Regions from separate parts of the Homo sapiens genome. Here region 1 is linked to region 2. Evidence: read pairs that join two places in POLR2A ChIA-PET (ENCODE). Cell type or tissue: MCF 10A. All regions are shown on one strand. Links, peaks and the distances in the headings refer to the core of each region. The heading gives the core; the rest is flanking DNA. Region 1 overlaps EIF4G3 (eukaryotic translation initiation factor 4 gamma 3). Region 2 overlaps EIF4G3 (eukaryotic translation initiation factor 4 gamma 3).

Region 1 (8,237 bases), core at 142-8,141, 61 kb after region 2:
CAGAAGAATCTCTTGAACCCGGGAGGCGGAGGTTGCAGTGAGCCAAGATCGTGCCACTGCACTCCAGCCTGGAGACAGAGCAAGACTCCATCTCAATAAATAAATAAATAAATCTATATAATTTGTATTATTTATAAAACACATGCACTGTTTTGCTAAGTTTGTTTGTTTTTTGTTTGTTTTTTTTCTTCTGAGACAGAGTCTCACACTGTCGCCTGGGCTGGAGTGCAATCGCGTGATCTCGGCTCACTGCAACCTCCACCTCCCGGGTTCAAGCGATTCTCCTGCCTCAGCCTCCTAAGTAGCTGGGATTACAGGTTCCTGCCACCACGCCTGGCTAATTTTTAGTAGAGACAGGGTCTCCCTATGTTGGCCAGGCTGGTCTCGAACTCCTGACCTCGTGATCTGCCCACCTCAGCCTCCCAAAGTGCTGGGATTACAGGTGTGAGCCACCGCACCCAACCTTTGCTAAGTTTTGAACCTAAACCAAAATCTCAAAAAATACATGAGCCTAGGACATGAACAAATAATTTTCAAAACAGGAAATAAACCTAGTAAACAAGGGAGAAAAAAATAAGCCTTACAAGTAATAAAAGAAATACAAACTAAAATCGTCTATCATTTTCACCTATCAAATCAACAAAAATTGAAAGACTGCAATATTTAATGCTGATAAAAGTAGAGTAGACCCTGAAAATATGTACATGTATTATATATCAATAAAAACAATTTAAAAATGTAGCAGGCACTAGGGTACACTGCAGGTAAAGTGAAAATTCATATCTGGTAATATACATCAATTTTCCTAGTGTTCACACCTGTTGACTCAGTAATTTTTACTTTTATTAAGGAAATATCTGAAATATTGAAAAGCATTATGCACAAAGATGGTTTCCAGCATGGCTTTTTTTCTTTTCAAGAGAAGAGTCTTGCTCTGTCACCCAAGCTGGAATGTGCAATAGCACAATCATAATTCACTGCAGCCTCAAACTCCTGAGCTCAAGCAATCCTCCCATCTCAATATCCCAAGTAGCTAGGGCTACAGGCACACTCCATTATGCCTCACCAATTTTTTTTCTAATTTCACAGAGACAAGGTCTTGCTATGTTGCCCAGGTTGGTCTTGAACTCCCGGGTCTAAACAATCTGCCTACCTTGGCCTCCCAAAGTGCTGGTTATTACACGCATGAGCCACCCTGCCTGGTCTCAGCATTCTTCTCAATAGCAAAACTGTTAACTTAAAAATCGAGTAAACAGCCGGGCGCGGTGGCTCACACCTGTCATCCCAGCACTTTGGGAGGCCAAGGTAGGCGGATCACGAGGTCAGGAGATCGAGACCATCCTGACTAACACGGTGAAACCCCATCTCTACTAAAAATGCAAAAAATCAGCTGGCTGTGGTGGCAGGTGCCTGTAGTCCCAGCTACTCGAGAGGCTAAGGCAGGAGAATGGTGTGAACCCAGGAGGCGGAGCTTGCAGTGAGCCGAGATCGCGCCACTGCACTCCAGCCTGGGCGACAGAGTGAGACTCTGTCTCATTTAAAAAAAAAAAAAAAAAAAAAGTGCATGTCTGTAATCCCTGCAACTCGAGAGGCTGAGGTGGGAGGATAGCCAGGAGTTCAAAGCCAGCCTAGGAAACACAGCAAGATCCTCATGTCAAAAAAAGAAAAAAAAAATCCAACAATAAGGAATGTGTTTTCAGTAAATTGTGGCACAGTCATATATCTAATACTATAAAGCCATTAAAGATGCCTTCAGAATGTTTTTTGAAATGTGACTATACTGGCCAGGTAGGGTGGCTCATGCCTGTAATCCCAGCAACTGGGTAAGCTGAGGCAGGAGGATAGCTTGAGCCCAGGAGTTGGAGGTTACAGTGAGCTATGATCATGCCATTGTACTCCAGCCTGAGCAACAGAGACTCTATCTCTAAAAAAAAAAAAGAAAGAAAGAAATGTTAATATATCAATATGTTAAAATAGGAAAAATAATACAAAGTTACATTTACAGTATGATTTGCAGCTATGCAAATGTGTATGTATATATATAAACACATATATGCCAACCTATGTGTACATAAATATGTACAAAAATATGTATACATATATAAACAAAAAATTCCTTCAAGGAAATTTATCGAAATACATCAATGAGTTAGAGTTATGAGTAAACTGTTATTCTTTTTTTTTCCCTGTATTTTCCATAATGATCACATATGGCTTTTCTAGAGAAGGGGGGCTTTTCTGTTTCTCAAGCAAAAAAGCCTTTTCTCTTCATCACACTGAAAGAGAAATGAATGAAGTACTGTGTTACTGCCTATCCAGATATACGGTATTTTACTGGTTGCTAAGCAGCAGATCCTGGTGTTTTTACATCATGCCTATCTCTAGTCACAGGCAGAAAGGACAGGAACTCAGGCACAAACTCACCCCATCCAAATGGCAGTGTATTTCCTCTTGGGAGTGGTCCAAAGAGCACACACAGCAACTTTAATTCTCTACTCAAACCACTCCCCATCTCTCACCTTAACATACCAAGCAGATTTTTTATATGGAACAGTATTCCTCACACAAGCTGCACGAAAGGGAAGACCTTTTTAATCCTCTACTATATGCCACCCACTCCATCTCTGAGAGATAATTCGCATTTAAGTATGTTCACCCACCAAGCTAGAAATCACCATCATTCTGGACATGTATCTGTCATCAACTGACACAGACAGGTAAGCCTTGCTGCTTTCTGAAAATAGCCAATCCTGCTCAGTGAATGACAGCATCAGCTAAGATTTCTTCTACTGCAGAGAATGGGTGGGTCCCCCCACTAATGCTGTAAATTCCAATACTCAGTGTCATTCCCTCCAAACAGCAGAATCTACAGTATGGAAATTCTTCCACAAGAAAAGCCCAATTCTTGTGGCCACAACCATTAAGAGAATCCTGAGCCAGGACATTCTCCCCAAGCTTCCCCTCCTGCTTCTTCACAGGAACCACAGCAGCCAAGTCCTATACTATGCCCGCCCCTGCTGCAGCAGCAGCCATTTTTGGCTCAGCCCTGCTGCAGTCCCAGATGAAAGCCAGGACGGCAAGGACAAGATGGCAAAGGACTTTTAAAATGGAAACTCTTAACAAAAATAACAATGAAGCAAGCATCATAAAAAATGTTGCAATAATATGCCATGTCATTTAAAATAAGGCTTTAAAAAAAGATGCCTATATTCAAGTACTTTAAACCATTTTTCATGGCGTCATGAAAAATTTGAGGGAACCTAATTCATCACAATGTGAGATCAGCACTATACTGACACTATGGGGAAAACAATGCTTAATGAGTTTAGTTTTCTACTCAACTAACAGTTAACAACAACTCCCTTGATTCCTGTGGAAAATCTAAACGCATTTCAAATTCCTCTTCACTCTCTTAAAATAATGTAATTTAATCTTTGCTGAATGAAGAGCTCACAGAGAATCAAATTTTAACTTGATTTCACTTTCCAAAATAGAAGTAGCTTTACTTTGCTAATTATAAAAATAACTGGCCGGGTGCGGTGGCTCAGGCCTGTAATCCCAGCACTTTGGGAGGCCGAGGCGGGTGGACCACCTGAGGTCGGGAGTTCGAGATCAGCCTGGCTAACATGGTGAAACCCCGTTTCTACTAAAAATACAAAATTAGCTGGGCATGGTGGCACATGCCTGTAATCCCAGCTACTCGGGAGGCTGAGGCAGAAGAATCGCTTAAACTCAGGAGGCAGAGGTTGCAGTGAGTCAGAATCATACCACTGCACTCCAGGCTGGGCAACAGAGTGAGACTCCGTCTCTAAATAAACAAATAAATAAAGTGATTAAACAAAATATCACTTACTACAGAAAAAAATCAAATGACCTAATCTCACCAGCAACCAGTAACCACATGAACACTGTTGCATAACCAAGCACCAAGCACTTTTTCCTAATGTATTTTTTAAATAAAATTTGAATATACATGCTACTTTTAACTGACTTCCACGGAGAAAATGTGCACTTTTTTATATCAGTAAATGTTTCCGCAACATTTTTAATGGTTATATAGTATTTCTTTCTTTTTTTTTTTTTTTTTTTTGAGATGGAGTCTCGCTTTGTCACCCAGGCTGGAGTGCAGTGGCACGATCTCGGCTCACTGCAAGCTCTGCCTCCCGGGTTCACGCCATTCTCCTGCCTCAGCCTCCCAAGTAGCTGGGGTTACAGGCGCCCGCCACCACACCTGGCTAATTTTTTGTATTTTTAGTACAGATAGGGTTTCACCGTGTTAGCCAGGATGGTCTTGATCTCCTGACCTCGTGATCCGCCCGCCTTGGCCTCACAAAGTGCTGGGATTACAGGCGTGAGCCACCATGCCCAGCTTTAATGGTTATATAGTATTTCAATACCTATATAGTCTGTAATTTGCCCAATGTCCTATCACTAGGCCTTCAGCATGTTTCAAAAGGTTTACTCATGTCATGAAAGATGACATGAGAACAATCAGAATCTTACTTGAATACCAACTTTCAAAGTATAATTCTATAAAAGCAAATTGTATTAAATAAAAAAAAAAACAGGGCTAATTTCAAGGTATTCCTTGAATATATGTTAAAAAAATCTCTTAGAATACTAACAAAATTTAATACAACAACAGTCCAGTTTCTGTTACATTACCTAGGGCCACAAGAAACTCCTAGGTCAAACTGTCTCACCCACTCCACTTGGAAAAAGAGATTCATCCTAATCCCTGTCTCACTCTAGATACTAGTTTAGTATAAAAGACAAGTTCAAACAAAAGAAGACAGTAACTAAGCCTAGGGAAAAAGTGAAACCAATTCCATGAGGTAAGACTGATCCAGGACTCTAATCAGACAATTCTGAGGTCTAGCTTCAGACTGGAGAATGGAGGGATTAAAAGGCTCAGAAGAAGTTCTAAAGACTCCCGGATCTATAACTGACAGGGAACCAAGCACCTAGAAAAAGCAGGCAAGCTCAGAAGTACACTATACATTCCATCACAGAAATTCCTTTGGGCCAGGCACAGTGGCTCACGCCTATAATCCCAAGACTTTGGGAGGCAAAGGCAGGTGGATTGCTTGAGCCTGGAAGGTCAGTGCTGCAGTGAGCCAAGATGATGCCACTGTACTCTGGCCTGGGCAACAGAGCGAGACCCTGTCTCTACAAAAAAAAAAAAAGCAAATAAAATTTTTAAAAAAATCTTTGGGTTCACAAATTTGAAAAGGCCAACTACTTTTTGTTACGTACTCCTTAGATGGAATCAAACTTGCTAACACTAAAAAAAAAAAACCAGAAAAATAAAACGCCCCCTTACAGGGCCTTCAACATGAAGCTTCTTTATAAAAGTAAAATCCATTTCCCTTCAACTCCCAGACTGTTTCCTAATGCAACTTCAATTACCTTTCCAGTCATTACAAGTCACAGTGAGCTGGTATCTACTACCATGACCCAGAGAGCTTCCCAAAATACTTTCCCTATGAGGTCATTGCGGTATTAGCTATTAATAACATTATTTTATGCCATATAATAAAATATATCAACATTTGGAAAATTTACATAACTTAATGAACAATTATCTTCAAATAACTGATGCATAATGGTATAATCTTCCAAATAACCAATGCATGATATTACAAAATCACACACAGGTAAAAGATCCATTCAAGCCAAGCACGATGTACACACTCTGTCATCCTAGCAACTCAAGATGCTGAGGCAGGAGGATGGCTTGAGGCCAGGAGTTCGAGGCTACAGTGAGCTGTGACTGTATCTGTGAATAGCCACTGCACTCCAGCCTGGGAAACAAAGGAATATGCTGTTTCCAAAATAATTTTTAAATAATCACAAAATGATTCCTAAATGCTCCAAAGTTCCCTCCTTTCTCAAATCTATTTTCTAATTAGATTAAGAAACTTTCAGGGACAATGGCCACTCTTCATTTTTACTTCTTCCCACAGTTCTCCTGAAGTGTATAGCAGACACTGATGTGTGCTGCCCCTAGTAGCTTTCGGCCACTTTCAGGATGTGTTATTTTTGAAGGGAAGCTAAAAAGTACTACATCTCAAAGACTACATCTCAAAGACTCTTAGACAGACAAAAGTCTTCACTCATCTAGAAGATTCTAACGGCATTCTGAATAGCACTATCATTCTTTTAACTATCTACTATGACAGCTACCACAGTAACATTTATTTTTAATAGCTGAGACCATTTGAGAAGGAGGTGAGTTAAAAGATTTCCATAATCCATTCTAACCCTCGCATTCTAAGATTCTGGTTCTCTTTATTCTCAAGTCCCAGCATTCAATAATGCTGGATACTATGGTTGTTTAGGGGCTTGAAGATGAGTCAGCAGGTACAGCAATTTGTGAGATGCAGCTTTTTTTTGTTTGTTTGTTTGTTTGAGACGGAGTCTCGCTCTTGTAGCCCAGGCTGCAGTGCAATGAATTGCACAATTTTGGCTCAGGGGAACCTCCGCCTCCCAGGTTCAAGTGATTCCCCTGCCACAGCCTCCTGAGTAGCTGGGATTATAGGTATGTGCCACCACACCCGACTAATTTTTCTATTTTTAGTAGAGACTGGATTTCACCATGTTGGCCAGGCTGGTCTCGAACTCCTGACTTCAGGTGATCCTCCCTCCTTGGCCTCCCAAAGTGCTGGGATTATAGGCGTGAGCCACCGAGACCGGCCAAGAAGCATTTCATTATACTTCAAACAACAGTGAAGCCAGCAAAAGATAGCTGCTGTGGTTTACATTGCTGAACATGCTGTTGGGTTTCACAGGCCAGTAAAAACTACCTATTGTCAGCAAGCCTCATTTTTCTTAGTTAAAGGTTAAGAAGCACCAGACTTAGCCAGCAGCTCCTAAAGCAGAGTGAACAATCTCTTTTCTCAAAGCAGAATTAGTATAAGTGCTTATCCACCAAAATCAGGGTTATTAGTTTAATGGAATTTGCTCATTTCTAAAGATGTCCTACTGGAAATAAGATAACGGAACATTCAAAAACCATTCTTCCCTAGGAATGTGCCTCTGGTTGCAATAAACAAACTCTCTATATAGATCACTAATGTTATACATGCTCAGACACAGGAAAAACTGCTTTCAATAACAACAAGAAAAGTAAGTCAAGGGCGTATTTTTTTTAATCACAAAATGCTATTAACTAAAGTACAGAGAAAGGAATAGAAAATATGCAGATACAGTATCAATCACTAACCTTTTTTGTGAGAGCCAGAAAGGCAAAACAACCTGCAACATTCTACGAAATTATCTATTTTTCTGGTTTTGAGTATTTTCAACTTAGTTTTCCTTCTGAGTCAAAAGTAGTTGAACTTTAAGAATCCTTCTGTCATAAGTAGCCTCCGCTCCAAATATATTTTTCAAAGTTTTGGTTTCCAGTGAAAGACTAAACTGAAAAACACTTCCTAACTGCTTTCTGGTTGCATATCCAACGGTTCATCTGAGCATTATACCCTGAACACAAATAGAAGTTCCTTTTTCATTCAAAGGCAGCCAATTTAACCTAACATTTCAAATTCTAGCTGAACTATTAATAAGGAGATGCAGATATATGCTATGTATCTATGCATCTATGTATCTCTCCATCTATATATCTCTTTAGCAGTATGATAAAAGATGTCCTACATTTTGATGAGCAGGTATTTTCACTATTGTCTCATTATTTGAGTATTGAAACAATATGCCTCAATTTTACTCACTTATAAACTATCTACTACAAACCTGTGACTAACCATAAACAAAGGCTGAAACTGAAACCAGAAATATATTTTTTAAATATATAGGCCAGCGGGGCACAGTGGCTCACGCCTGTAATCCCAGAACTTTGGGATGCTGAGGCGGGTGGATTACTTGAGGTCAGGAGTTCAAGACCAGCCTGGCCAACATAGAGAAACCCCATCTCCACTAAAAATACAAAACCTACCTAGGCATGGTGGCAGGTGCCTGTAATCTCAGCTACTTGGGAGGCTGAGGCAGGAGAATCGCTTGAACCCAGGAGGCGGAGGTTGCAGTGAGCCAAGATCGTGCCACTGCACTCCAGCCTGGGAGACAGTGCGAGACTCTGTCTCAAAAAAAAAAAAAAAAAAAAAAAAGAAAGAAAGAAATTATACATCAATCCACAATAATGAGGCAAAGACAAGCTAACTGAAACAGTTCCTTTTCTTCTGCTTAAAATTTATCAACTAAGGATAGTAATGGAGTTTATCATG
Region 2 (8,436 bases), core at 231-8,230:
TCACCTCTTCCTTTCGCATGCAATTAACACGTTCCTGTCTCTAATCAAAGGTTCTTAATCTGGAGCTTAGAAATGGCCTGATGAGGTGGGGCGCAGTGTCTCACACCTGTAATCCCAGCATATTGGAAGGTCAAGGTGGGCGGATCACTTGAGGTCAGGAGTTCGAGACCAGCCTGGCCAATATGGTGAAACCCCATCTTTACTAAAAATACAAAAATTAGCCAGGTGTGGTGATGTGCACCTGTAATCCCAGCTACTCAGGAGGCTGAGGCAGGAGAATCACTTGAACCAGGAGGCAGAGGTTGTAGTGAGCCAAGATCGAGCCACGGCACTCCAGCCTGGGCAACAGAGTGAGATTCCTTCTCAAAAAAAAAAAAAAAGAAAAAAAGAAATGGCCTGATGGACATCTGGGAAACTCTGAAATTATATGTAAACACTATGTATATGTAACTCTTGAAAGAGAGAGCATTACAACTATTTTCAGATTCTAAAAGTGATTCACAACCCAAAATAATAGGAATCACTTCTCTATCATATCACTTTATATTAGAATTATTTATTTTCTTATCTCCCTCAGTAGACTATGAGTCCTTTTAAGGTATCCTATCTATATCCACAGGAATAAATGGTATGTTGAACCGAAATATTTAAAAGATAGGTTTCACTCCCTAATTCCCCTAAATTACCTTAGGTTCACTGTAAAACACCTAAAATTTACTTCTAATATTATTAGCTTCATCCTCTAACTTTTAAATTTTCTTTCATATGGCTGGGCATGGTGGCTCACGCCTGTAATCCCAGCACTTTCGTAGGCCAAGGTGGGTGGATCACTTGAGCCCAGGAATTTGAAACCAGCCTGCTCAACCAAGTAAGAATCCTCAAAATAATTATTTTCCCTTCATTTATGAATTTGAATCATCTAATATAAAAAATTAAATGGGCTGGGCATAATGGCTCATGTCTATAATCCCAGCACTTTGGGAGGTGGAGGCAGGAGGACTGCTTGAGCTCGGGAGTCTGACCAACCTGAGCAACATCATAAAACCTTGCCTCTACCAAAAAAAATTTTTTTTTTTTTGAGACGGAGTCTCGCTCTGTCGCCCAGGCTGGAGTGCAGTGGCACGATCTCAGCTCACTGCAAGCTCCGCCTCCTGGGTTCACGCCATTCTCCTGCCTCAGCCTCCTGAGTAGCTGGGACTACAGGCGCCCGCCACCATGTCCGGCTAATTTTTTCTATTTTTAGTAGAGACGGGGTTTCACTGTGTTAGCCAGGATGGTCTCGATCTCCTGACCTCGTGATCCACCTGCCTCGGCCTCCCAAAGTGCTGGGATTACAGGCATGAGCCACCGTGCCCAGCCAAAAAAATTTTTTAATTAGCATGCACAGTAGCATGTGACTGTAGTCCCAGTTACTTGGGAGGCTGAGGCAGGAGGATAACTTGAGGCCAGGAGTTCAAGGCTGCAGTAATCCATAATCATGCCACTGCACTCCTGCCTGGGTGACAGAGTGAGACCCGATCTCTTAAAAATGAAAAAAAATTAAATTTCCTTCTGTTAAAAACAGTGTTCATGGCCAGGCACAGTGGCTCAGGCCTGTAATCCCAGCACTTTGAGGGGCTGAGGTGGTGGATCACTTGAGGTCAGGAGTTCGAGACCAACCAACATGGTGAAACTCTGTCTCTACTAAAAGAACAAAATTAGCAGGGCATGGTGGCACACGCCTATAATCCCAGCTACTTGGGAGGCTGAGGCAGTAGAATCACTTGAACTGGGAAGGCAGAGGTTGCAGTGAGCTGAGATCACACCGTTACATTCCAGCCTGGCAACAAGAGCAAAACTCCATCTCAAAATTTAAAAAAAAAGTGTTCACTCTTCTAAACTTTCAGCATTTTGAAAATATGTAATCAAGGAGAATAAAAAGTAAAACTTAAAAAATTTAAAGTTTAGAAAATGTAAAACTGATAAAATTTTTAAGAAAAAAAATCCAGAAAGAAAATAAAACTCAAGAGTCCAAAAAGAATACAAAGCTGCCTATAATCCCAGCACGTTGGGAGGCCAAGGCAGGTGGATCACCCGCAGTCAGGAGTTTGAGACCAGCCTGGCCACCACGGTGAAACCCCATCTGTACTAAAAATGCAAGAATTAGCCAGGTGTGGTGGCACGTGCCTGTAGTCCCAGCTACTCAGGAGGCTGAGGAGGGAGAATTGCTTGAACCCAGGAGGCGGAGGTTGCAATGAGCCAAGATCACACCACTGCACTCCAGCCTGGGTGACACAGTGAAACTCTGTCTCAAAATAATAAAAATAATAATAATAATAAGGCCAGAGGTGAATATTTACAGAAAGGAAAAATAAGACAGGTCTCTCTATCTTAACACAGTATTTGTTTCACTCCATTTCTTAGATTAAGATGATATGGAAAGGGCCTATCATTCTATTCAGAATTTTATTGAACTTTTTGCCAAAAATTTGTCATGTGTCAATCAAACAAACACTGCCTATAATTAATACCAAGGATTCACACACAAAAGCACACACACAATTTGACAACCTTCAGACACTCACCGTGCTGTAGACTGCTGAGACAGCGGGAGTGAAGATTCGATCCTCAAGAGGTTGTTGCACAGGTCCTCTAGGAATTCTAGAAGAGCGAGTTAAGGATAAGAGAATTCAAAAATGGATGCTTAATAGTTAGAGAAAATTGCAACCACAAAATTCCACCAACGACCTAAGCATTTTCACCCAATTAGTGAGTTATATACTTCTCCACTAAAACTAAAAACCAAATGTTTCAAATGTCCTAAAATGACTAAATCAATCTCTTCAAAAGCCTTCCCATGATAAACATTCCATGGAATCTCAAAACAAACACAACTATACAATAAGTGTCCAAACTTTAGACCCATGATGAGACTCTGCCACCTTTACTTTGTACTAAAAATAACTGGCTGGGCACAGTGGCTCAAGCCTATAATCCCAACACTTTTGGAGGTCAAACTGAGAGAATCACTTAAACCCCAAGAGTTCAAGACAAGCCTGGGCAACACAGCAAGACCTCATCTCTACTAAATTAGCCGAGTGTGGTTGCCAGCACCTGTAGTCTCCGGGAGGCTGAGGTGGTAGGATCACTTGAGCACAGGAGTTTAACAAGTTGCAATTAGCAAACCTCTCTACCAAAAAAAAAAAAAAGCCTAAATAAATCAGCATGAGACAGGAACTGCCAGAAATTTTCTACAGAATTTGAATTCAAAGAAATGACCCATGTAAAACTCTGTACACTACAACATACTTCCTTCCTAATTCTGCCTGCCATTGTGCTTATTACCAGTTCTCACCAAACTCTGTATCTCCAAGCATAAATCATTGGATGTTTCTTTCCCTCTGAGCTCAAGATACAGGCAAAACAGCTTTTCATAGTGCTACTTAAAATTCTAATTCAATAAATGAGCAGTGTAACATGCACATACAATAATCCAGAACATGCTGATTTTTCATAACCCATGATTGAAATACAGTAGTACATCCACTTGATATTTCTGTATTTCAAATTGCTGTGATTTATATCATTAGGAAGTACAAGCAAAACTATTAGTAAGATTACATAGATGGTATGCAATACTGAATTAAGACTCTAAGTAGAAATATAAATGTAAAAAATTTCGAATTCTCCTCTTTCTTTTTTCTAGTAGAATAATAACAAAAGACAAATTTCAGAAATAAATATAATTTGATGGTTAAAGACTCTGATTATTAAAGTACTCACTACATACATGCTACAACAAATGCCAACTAGGCAAATACACTTGCAAAGACTAAATTTCATCAGAGAAATCCAAGAATCCATGAGGATATTACATGACATGTATTACTGATATGAATGTTTCCTACTTATGCAGAAAAGAGAGGACCAATACATTTTAAAGAACAAATGTTTATGAAACTTCATGAAGGATGAACTCTCTTCAAAATAAACCTTCTTGATCAATGGTAATCATGTCTGGCACTGGGGTTGTTTACAGTCAGTACCTCCTTAAAAGGTGGATTTGCACAAAGTAGAAAAGAAGAAGTGAAAATAAACAGAAATTGTCTTTCAGTCTGCCAAAACACTAATGTTCCATTTATAATTCCCAGCTGAACGTTCCTAAACCTTGCCCCACTCCACTACAAGAAAAACTACTGCTCTAATGTTCAGCATAAGCAATATTCTTAAAGTGAAAGACTCAAGTTATCATTTCCTCATTGAAAGGAAGATCAAGGATACAAATGTCATCAAATAAATACTGATTTATAGGTAAAATAGGCAACTAATATCAGGAGATAAAAAAATAATGCAAAGGGTCTTTTTCTATATTATTTCTTATTTAGGCCAAGATGTCAATGTCAATTTATGCTTTCTCTACTTCTTATTTCTACATAGTTCTGAAATAAAAAAGGAAGTTAACTTCTATAATACATAAAGTAATGGCAGAATTTCTAAACTATACCCTATTTCACAAAGATACCGAACAGGATTTCTCAAAACATGTACTGTTTAAAATACAGTTACTTTGGAAACAGCTATAGTCTTCTTTTTTTAATTTTTTATTTTTTGAGACAGAGTCTCGCTCTGTCACCCAGGCTGGAGTTCAGTGGCATAATCTCAGCTCACTGCAACCTCTGCCTTCCAGGTTCAAGCAATTCTCGTGACTCAGCCTCCTGTGACTCAGCCTCCCAAGCAGCTGGGACTATAGACATGCGCTACCACAGCCGGCTAATTTTTTGTATTTTTAGTAGAGATGGGGCTTTGCAATGTTGCCCAGGCTGGTCTCGAACTCCTGAGCTCAGGCAATCCACCCACCTCGGCCTCCCAAAGTGCTAGGATTACAGGCATAAGCCACCGCACCTGACCATAGCTACAGTCTTTTAACATTACTTCTGAACCACACGAATATGTTTTTCAAAAATTAAAAAAATGCAATTTAAACAAGCCAGCTCCAGCCTAGACCACAAGAGACCCTGCCTCTATTAAAAAAAAATTTTTTTTCCACGATATTGATTCTTCCTATCTATGAGCATGGAATGTTCTTCCATTTGTTTGTGTCCTCTTTTATTTCGTTGAGCAGTAGTTTGTAGTTCTCCTTGAAGAGGTCCTTCATATCCCTTGTAAGTTGGATTCCTAGGTATTTTATTCCCTTTGAAGCAATAGTGAATGGGAGTTTACTCATGATTTGGCTCTCTGTTTGTCTGTCATTGGTATATAAGAATGCTTGTGATTTTTGCACATTGATTTTGTATCCTGAGACTTTGCTGAAGTTGCTTATTAGTTTAAGGAGATTTTGGGCTGAGACGATGGGGTTTTCTAAATATACAATCACGTCATCTGCAAACAGGGACAATTTGACTTCCTCTTTTCCTAATTGAATACCCTTTATTTCTTTCTCCTGCCTGATTGCCCTGGCCAACTTCCAACACTATGTTGAATAGGAGTGGTGAGAGAGGGGCATCCCTGTCTTGCGCCAGTTTTCAAAGGGAATGCTTCCAGTTTTTGCCCATTCAGTATGATATTGGCTGTGGGTTTGTCATAAATAGCTCTTATTATTTTGAGATACGTCCCATCAATACCTAATTTATTGAGAGTTTTTAGCATGAAGGGCTGTTGAATTTTGTCAAAGGCCTTTTCTGCATCTATTGAGATAATCATGTGTTTTTGTCTTTGGTTCTGTTTACATGCTGGATTACATTTATTGATTTGTGTATGTTGATCCAGCCTTGCATCCCAGTGACGAAGCCCACTTGGTCACTGTGGATAAGCTTTTTGATGTGCTGCTGGATTCGGTTTGCCAGTATTTTATTGAGGATCAATATTCATCAGGGATATTGGTCTAAAATTCTCTTTTTTTGTTGTTGTCAGGCTTTGGTATCAGGATGATGCTGGCCTCATAAAATCAATATCATGAAAATGGCCATACTGCCCAAGGTAATTTATAGATTCATTGCCATCCCCATCAGGCTACCAATAACTTTCTTCACAGAATTGGAAAAAACTACTTTAAAGTTCATCTGGAACCAAAAAAGGGCCCGCACTGCCAATACAATCCTAAGCCAGAAGAACAAAGCTGGAGGCATCACACTACCTGACTTCAAACTATACTACAAGGCTATAGTAACCAAAACAGCATGGTACTGGTACCAAAACAGAGATATAGACCAACAGAACAGAACAGAGCCCTCAGAAATAATACCACACATCTACAACCATCTGATCTTTGACAAACCTGACAAAAACAAGAAATGGGGAAAAGATTCCCTATTTAATAAACGGTGCTGGGAAAACTGGCTAGCCATATGTAGAAAGCTGAAACTGGATCCCTTCCTTACACCTTACACAAAAATTAATTCAAGATGGATTAAAGACTTAAATGTTAGATCTAAAACCATAAAAACCCTAGAAGAAAACCTAGGCAATACCATTCAGGACACAGGCATGGGCAAGGACTTCACGTCTAAAACACCAAAAGCAATGGCAACAAAAGACAAAATTGACAAATGGGATCTAATTAAACTAAAGAGCTTCTGTACAGCAAAAGAAACTACCATCAGAGTGAACAGGCAACCTACAGAATGGAAGAAAAATTTTGCAATCTACTCATCTGACAAAGGGCTAATATCCAGAATCTACAAAGAACTCAAACAAATTTACAAGAAAAAAACAAACAACCCCATCACAAAGTGGGCAAAGGATATGAACAGACACTTCTCAAAAGAAGACATTTTTGCAGCCAACAGACACATGAAAAAATGCTCATCATCACTGGCCATCAGAGAAATGCAAATCAAAACCACAATGAGATATTATCTCACACCAGTTAGAATGGCGATCATTAAAAAGTCAGGAAATAACAGGTGCTGGAGAGGATGTGGAGAAATAGGAACACTTTTACACTGTTGGTGGGACGGTAAACTAGTTCAAACATTGTGGAAGACAGTGTGGTGATTCCTCAAGGATCTAGAACTACAAATACCATTTGACCCAGGCATCCCATTACTGGGTATATACCCAAAGGATTATAAATCATGCTGCTATAAAGACACATGCACATGTATGTTTACTGTGGCACAATTCACAACAGGAAAGACTTCAAACCAATCCAAATGTCCATCAATGACAGACTGGATTAAGAAAATGTGGCACATAATATACACCATGGAATACTATGCAGCCATAAAAAAGGATGAGTTCATGTCCTTTGTAGGGACATGGATGAAGCTGGAAACCATCATTCTCAGCAAACTATCACAAGGACAAAAAACCAAACACCACATGTTCTCACTCATAGGTGGGAATTGAACAGTGAGAACACTTGGACACAGGAAGGGGAACATCACACACCAGGGCCTGTCATGGGGTGGGGGAAGGAGGGAGGGATAGCATTAGGAGACATACCTAATGTAAATGACGAGTTAATGGGTGCAGCACACCAACATGGCGCATGTACACATGTAACAAACCTGCACGTTGTGCACATGTACCCTAAAACTTAAAGTATAATAAAAAAAATTTTTTTTTTTTTTTAAAAAAAGCCAGGATTTCCTTAGGAACACTTTTACACTGTTGGTGGGACTGTAAACTAGTTCAACCATTGTGGAAGACAGTGTGGCGATTCCTCAAGGATCTAGAACTAGAAATACCATTTGACCCAGCCACTCCATTACTGGGCATATACCCAAAGGATTATAAATCATGCTGCTATAAAGACACATGCACACATACGTTTATTGCGGCACAATTCACAACAGCAAAGACTTGGAACCAACCCAAATGCCCATCAATGATAGACTGGATTAAGAATATGTGGCACATAATATACACCATGGAATACTATGCAGCCATAAAAAAGGATGAGTTCATGTCCTTTGTAGGGACATGGATGAAGACGGAAACCATCATTCTCAGGAAACTATCGCAAAGACAGAAAACCAAACACCACATGTTCTCACTCATAGGTGGGAACTGAACAATGAGAACACTTCGACACAGGAAAGGGAACATCACACACCGGGGCCTGTCGTGAGGTGGGGGGAGGGGGGAGGGACAGCATTAGGAGATATACCTAATGTAAACGACGAGTTAATGGGTGCAGCACACCAACATGGCACATGTATACATATGTAACAAACCTGCACGTTGTGCACATGTACCCTAGAACTTAAAGTATAATAATAATAATAATAATAATAATAATAATAATAATAAAAGCCAGGATTTCTTTTTGTAAATAGCCCCTACAAAAGAAAAAATAACCTATTTTAAAAAAGAGCCTGGCACAGTGGTGCATACCTGTAGTTCCAGCCACTAAGAAAGCTGTGATGACAGGATCCCTCGAGCCCAAATATTCACCTGGGCAATTCTTCCTTTGCTCTCCTTACCTTTTACCATTGAGATCTAGGGAAATAAAAC

The links. Peaks named below come from ENCODE experiments on the same cell type or tissue, not always from the same donor. Only the 100,000 strongest peaks of a DNase experiment are listed, where the experiment ranks them.
Region 1: POLR2A ChIA-PET joins it to region 2 with 5 read pairs; 7 of 35 experiments call an interaction of 5 or more read pairs at or near these places.

The regions. Positions count from the first base shown.
Region 1 is chr1:21,147,167-21,155,403 of GRCh38, forward strand. All of the region lies in intron 2 of EIF4G3 (eukaryotic translation initiation factor 4 gamma 3), which reads right to left. Among named protein-coding and RNA genes, the nearest start is that of EIF4G3, 26 kb to the right of the region's middle. In MCF 10A, for the core only: no CTCF peak of the experiment used is centred there; DNase peaks (open chromatin) are centred at 3,025 and 3,795.
Region 2 is chr1:21,086,574-21,095,009 of GRCh38, forward strand. It overlaps EIF4G3 (eukaryotic translation initiation factor 4 gamma 3), which reads right to left. Exons shown (of 37, transcript NM_001391906.1): 3 at 2,565-2,640. Among named protein-coding and RNA genes, the nearest start is that of EIF4G3, 86 kb to the right of the region's middle. In MCF 10A, for the core only: no CTCF peak of the experiment used is centred there; a DNase peak (open chromatin) is centred at 4,708.